Regions from separate parts of the Homo sapiens genome. Here region 2 is linked to region 1. Evidence: chromatin loops called from intact Hi-C (ENCODE). Cell type or tissue: GM12878. All regions are shown on one strand.

Region 1 (2,500 bases):
CCATTTGTTGGATATTTTTCAGAACAGTTTACCAACCTTTGTTATATGTTTAAATACGTCTTTAAAAAATAAAAAATGTTCTGCTTTAAAACTCTTGAAATTAACAATAATTTGAAAAGTGTTTTTACTAATGAATAGGTTTAATGGACTTTTGGGTTCATGTATTCTAGTCAAAAGCAGTTGAAATAGGGATTTCATGGTTTGGAAAGAGAAATGGAAAGAAGTTAGGGCATCAGAGGAGGAAACGGGGCCTGCCTGTAGACCATTTCCTCATTCTGGAGGGGACTTCTGATAAATGTAGGCTCTATCCATTAGCACAGCTTTGGCTGCTATAGAAATGGGCACTTTCCCCTTAGGTTTGTTGTGGGAGAAATGTCCATATAAGAAGGACTGAAACACTCTGAATACTATTTATTCCTTTATTAAGCAGAGTCATGAGAAAGTGCTTCCGGAGCTAGTTTCTCCTTCAGGGTCCAGGTGTCTGCCACAAAGCAGGGCTGTGGTAGCTGACCGAGGTGGTAGCCACAGCCTGGACACGGCCAGGCTTAGGAACAGAGCAGTGATGAGAGCAGCAGACAGAGCCAGGTGCTGCTAAGCTTCTGATGGGTTAACTCATTAGTACCTTCAGCAACCCTGTAAGGTAGGTCCTGCTGCTATCCTTACTGTACACAAGATAAAGGAACAGGTGCAAAGATTAAGTTCCCCATACCAGAATTTGAACCTAGGCAGTCTGGCTTCAGGGTCTGTGCTCCTAATTGCTGGGCTCTACTGCCCCTCCAGAGCTAGAAGTTCTCACTCCAGGAGGGCCTAGAAAGTTCCAGGTTAGGCCAGGTGCGGTGGCTCACGCCTGTAATCCCAGCATTTTGGGAGGCCGAGGCGGGTGGATCACCCTGACCAATATGGTGAAACCCCGTCTCTACTAAAAATACAAAAATTAACTGGGCGTGGTGGTACGTGCCTGTAGTCTCAGCTGCTCGGGAGGTTGAGGCAGGAGAATCGCATGAACCCAGGAGGCGGAGGCTGCAGTGAGCCAAGATTGCGCCACAGCACTCCAGCCTGGGTGACAGAGTGAGACTCTGTCTCCAAAAGAAAAAAAAAGAAAGTTCCAGGTTATACAGCTGGCAGTAAGACAGGAAGGACAGAGCTGGGTCTCCTTCGGTGTCACTGCTCCTTGATTTTACCCCCATCTCATTTACACTCTGCCTTGAATTATCTCTTTATACCACTAGAGTGCTGAAAGAGACCACAAATTTTGATTCAGCGTGGCTCAGGGAGTGATAAGATCACTTGCTATGTAGCTGTGACTTTCTAGAGAATTAAAAAATAAAAGGCTTTGCCTGCCCTGGACATTGGTCTTGTAAGGCTGGAGAACAATTGAGACGCATGACTGGCCGGGTGCAGTGGCTCACGCCTGTAATCCCAGCACTTTGGGAGGCCGAGGTGGGCGGATCATGAGGTCAGGAGATCAAGACCATCCTGGCTAACACGGTGCAACCCTGTCTCTACTAAAAATACAAAAAATTAGCCAGGCATGGTGGTGGGCACCTGTAGTCCCAGCTACTTGGGAGTCTGCAGGGATCGGAGGGGGGTGACTTGGCCAAGGTAACACAACCTGCCTGACCCTCTGGCCATGCACACGTGTGGAGTTTGTTCCCGGGCCCTGTGCCTGTTCAAAGAATGGCTGGACGTCGGTATTGCCCTTGGTTTCTGCCCTGAAGTCCAGTCAGTCAGCAGTTCTGCTTATTCTGACCCTCTCTGTGCAGTATTACCCAACACACATGCATTTCCTCCTTGCCTTCTCAGTATTGCCATCGTGAACCAGAATTGTCACCTCCAATTTAAACAGTGAAGGCCTTTGTTAGGAAGAGGGGCAGGGTGCAGAGGGGGATGGTTGCTTTTTCTAAATCACAGCTCTGATCAAATCCCTCCTAAGCAGAAGCCTTCCAGGCTCCCCTCCATAAGGCTCCAGGTGTTTACTTACCTTGCCTGTCAGGGGCTTCTGCAGCTTGCTTCCTACCTGCTATCTCCACTCCTCTCCAAACCACCATATCCTGAGGCTTCTAGAAAGCAAACTCTGGCGGCATGGGGTTAATGGGTCTGTGTACCCAAGACACTGTACCTGGGTGCTGTCATCTGCCTGACTGACCTTCCTGTGTCCTGGTCCGATGGTGTCTTTGATCCTATAGCTAAGATCAAGACACTGAAAATCTCTAGACTCAAGTCTGTGCTTTTGCTGGGATAAAGTTTGTGTTGAGTACATCTAGGCTGGGTGTGGTAGCTCACGCCTGTAATCTCAGCACTTTGGGAGGCCAAGGCAGGTGGATCATCTGAGGTCAGGAGTTCGAGACCAGCCTGGACAACATGGTGAAACCCTGTCTCTGCTAAAAATACAAAAATTAGCCAGGTGTGGTGGCAGGCGCCTGTAATCCCAGCTACTCAGGAGGCTGAGGCAGGAGAATCCCTTGAGCCTGGGAGGCAGAGGTTGCAGTGAGCCAAGATC
Region 2 (2,500 bases), 140 kb before region 1:
GCGCCACTGCACTCCAGCCTGGGTGACAGAGCAAGATTTTGTCTCAAAAAAAAAAAAAAAAGATTTGGAAGAACTGTATTGAGTTGCTAACTTTTTATTCACTCAGATGAAGTAATTAGAATACATATCATCCACCTCACCACTGTGATAGAATTCACATGCAAAGTGAATTGTAACAAAACAGAACTTCTCAGCATTTTAATAGAAATAAATTAGCTTCAGGACAAAATTATTACTTTTTTTGTTATTGTGGTTTTCTCTTTTCTCCATCAACCTGTGAAAATGAATACTTTTTCACAGTCTAGCACCAGTTCTTGCACTAGAATTTGAGAACCCCTGACTTAAATCAGTGATTTAAATCCCTCCTGCCCTTATTTACAAAGGAGGAGGCTGGCCCTGAGGGACCGCATGGGCTGCCCCATCAAAGTTTCCAGCTCACAGCCGGGGAATAGCCCTGGTTCAGGCCGGGGCTTCTGAACCCACGTTCAATGCACCTGCCCTCTGCCTTATTGCCACAAGTTTCTGCAGGGCCCAGCAAGGGTCCCCAACTCTCCGATTATGTGATTGGCACCATATTGTCCAGGGAAAACTGAAGGAGGATGGCTGAGGGACACAGAAGGAGAAGCAGGAGGCCTGTCCCTCTCTCTGCAGCCCTCTGCAGTCCACATGCCCTGGGCTGTATTCTGAGACCGGCTCTTCCTCCTGCCGGCAAGCCTTGATCTTCAGGTATCCTTTAGTTGGGCCCATTGATTCTTTCAGACCATTGGGAAATATTTTGCTCACTACTAATGCCTATAGTGTCCATTCCTCTGCCTCCCTCTCCTCCATAAAGACGGGGCTCCAGGAGTTGTGGACTTCACTGCCTGTGCTTTCAAAGAATTAAATATGACTTCAAAAGTATCCCAGGATGTTCAAGGTTTTATTGCCAAGTCAGGGTTTAACCTAAAACAAAATAGAGTCACTCAGGAACAGAAAATCAAATACCACATGTTCTCACTTATAAATGGGAGCTAAGCTATGGGTACGGAAAGGCATACAGAGTGGGTACGATGGACATTGGGGACTTGCAACAGGGGAGGGAGGGATGAAAAATCACATGTCGGGTACAGTGTACACTATTCCAAGGACGAGTACAATGTGCACTATTCCAGGGACCGGTACAATGTGCACTATTCCAGGGACGGGTACAGTGTGCACTCTACCAGGGACGGGTACAGTGTACACTATTCCAGGGACGGGTACAATGTACACTATTCCAGGGACGGGTACAGTGTACACTATTCCAGGGATGGGTACAATGTGCACTATCCAGGGACGGGTACAATGTACATTCCAGGGACTGGTACAATGTACACTATTCCAGGGACGGGTGCACTAAAAGCCCAGACTTCACCACTACACAATTCATCCATGTAACCAAAAACCACTGGTACCCTTAAAGCCCTTGAAAAATAAATTTTTTAAAATAAAAGAAAATGAGAGATTCTCTGGCATACAGTGCTAGTGGCATACCGCATTTGGGAATTTTAGATTTAAGCAATAGAAAAAGACTCTGGTTCATTCAAGTGGAAAGGGACTGTATTGGAAAGGGTATCGGGTGTCCTGTTGGAATCACTGGAGAATGAGGCCACTTAGGAGCACCACCCAGCCATAGCCCAGAACCTCCGTGGCTGCTGCTGGGACCAGCAGCTGTTTACAGTGCGGTCCCCAGAGCTTCCAGAACCTCTGCAGCGGCCACACCCATCCTCAGGGCGGAGCCGGCCTCACCCCTGCTACCTCCCATCAGCCACTTCCAGTCCACAGCCTGGGCTAGGGCTGGGGAGCAGGCAGAGCCTGGGCCACCGCTCACTGTGGGAGTCCGGGCAGGTGCTCTCCAGCACTTTTATCCTGTACTATACAAGGCAGGCTTTTCCTCCACAGGGCAGGGGGTTCCTGAAATGGACAAGCTGAGATGCTGAGCAGCCAAAAAGAACAGCAGATGTAGGGTTTTCTTTTAAATTAACTTCTCCGAAAGTTGGGGAGGTGGAAAATCTCTTTCAGAGTAGTCAACACAATCCGTGGACTTGGGCCCAGATTTGATCGTTGTTCGAATATTTTTTTCTTGCTTTAGAGAATCCTCTCCTAACAGAGGCTCAGTGCCTATGCATGCCCACCTTAGGGTCACCCGCAGTGACTTGCTGGACTCCCTTTTCTTGGTGACTGTGTGAACCCCAGAGCTCCACTGGGGCTGCTGAGATCTGACAGGGGGTCTGGCGTGCCCAGGAGGGTCTGTTGAGGGCTTGTGAACCATCTCAGAGAATTCTCTTGGTGGGATTTCACTGTGGCACATGAAGCTGTTCTTTTTCTTTTCTTGCATTTCAGCTCCCTTCAGGCTCATTGTAGTCAAAGTCCTTACAAGTGGAGAATGCTAAGCTGTTCAACAGGGTGGGCTACTCAGGTGTCTGGGCGGGGCCTCTAGCAAGGAAGACTTCAACCTGGGCCTTTCCCAAGGCAGGCAACT

The links. Peaks named below come from ENCODE experiments on the same cell type or tissue, not always from the same donor. Only the 100,000 strongest peaks of a DNase experiment are listed, where the experiment ranks them.
Region 2: a loop joins it to region 1, with 1.8 times the contacts of the local background. A loop is called at or near these places in 9 of 110 quality-filtered maps.

The regions. Positions count from the first base shown.
Region 1 is chr4:184,819,206-184,821,705 of GRCh38, reverse strand. All of the region lies in intron 1 of ACSL1 (acyl-CoA synthetase long chain family member 1), which reads left to right. Among named protein-coding and RNA genes, the nearest start is that of ACSL1, 5.5 kb to the left of the region's middle. In GM12878, a CTCF peak has its summit at 1,237; no DNase peak of the experiment used is centred here; H3K4me3 peaks cover 1,699 bases; H3K27ac peaks cover 469 bases.
Region 2 is chr4:184,961,128-184,963,627 of GRCh38, reverse strand. No RefSeq gene overlaps it. Among named protein-coding and RNA genes, the nearest start is that of MIR4455, 24 kb to the right of the region's middle. RefSeq lists enhancers at 1,319-1,819, 1,820-2,320. In GM12878, no CTCF peak of the experiment used is centred here; no DNase peak of the experiment used is centred here.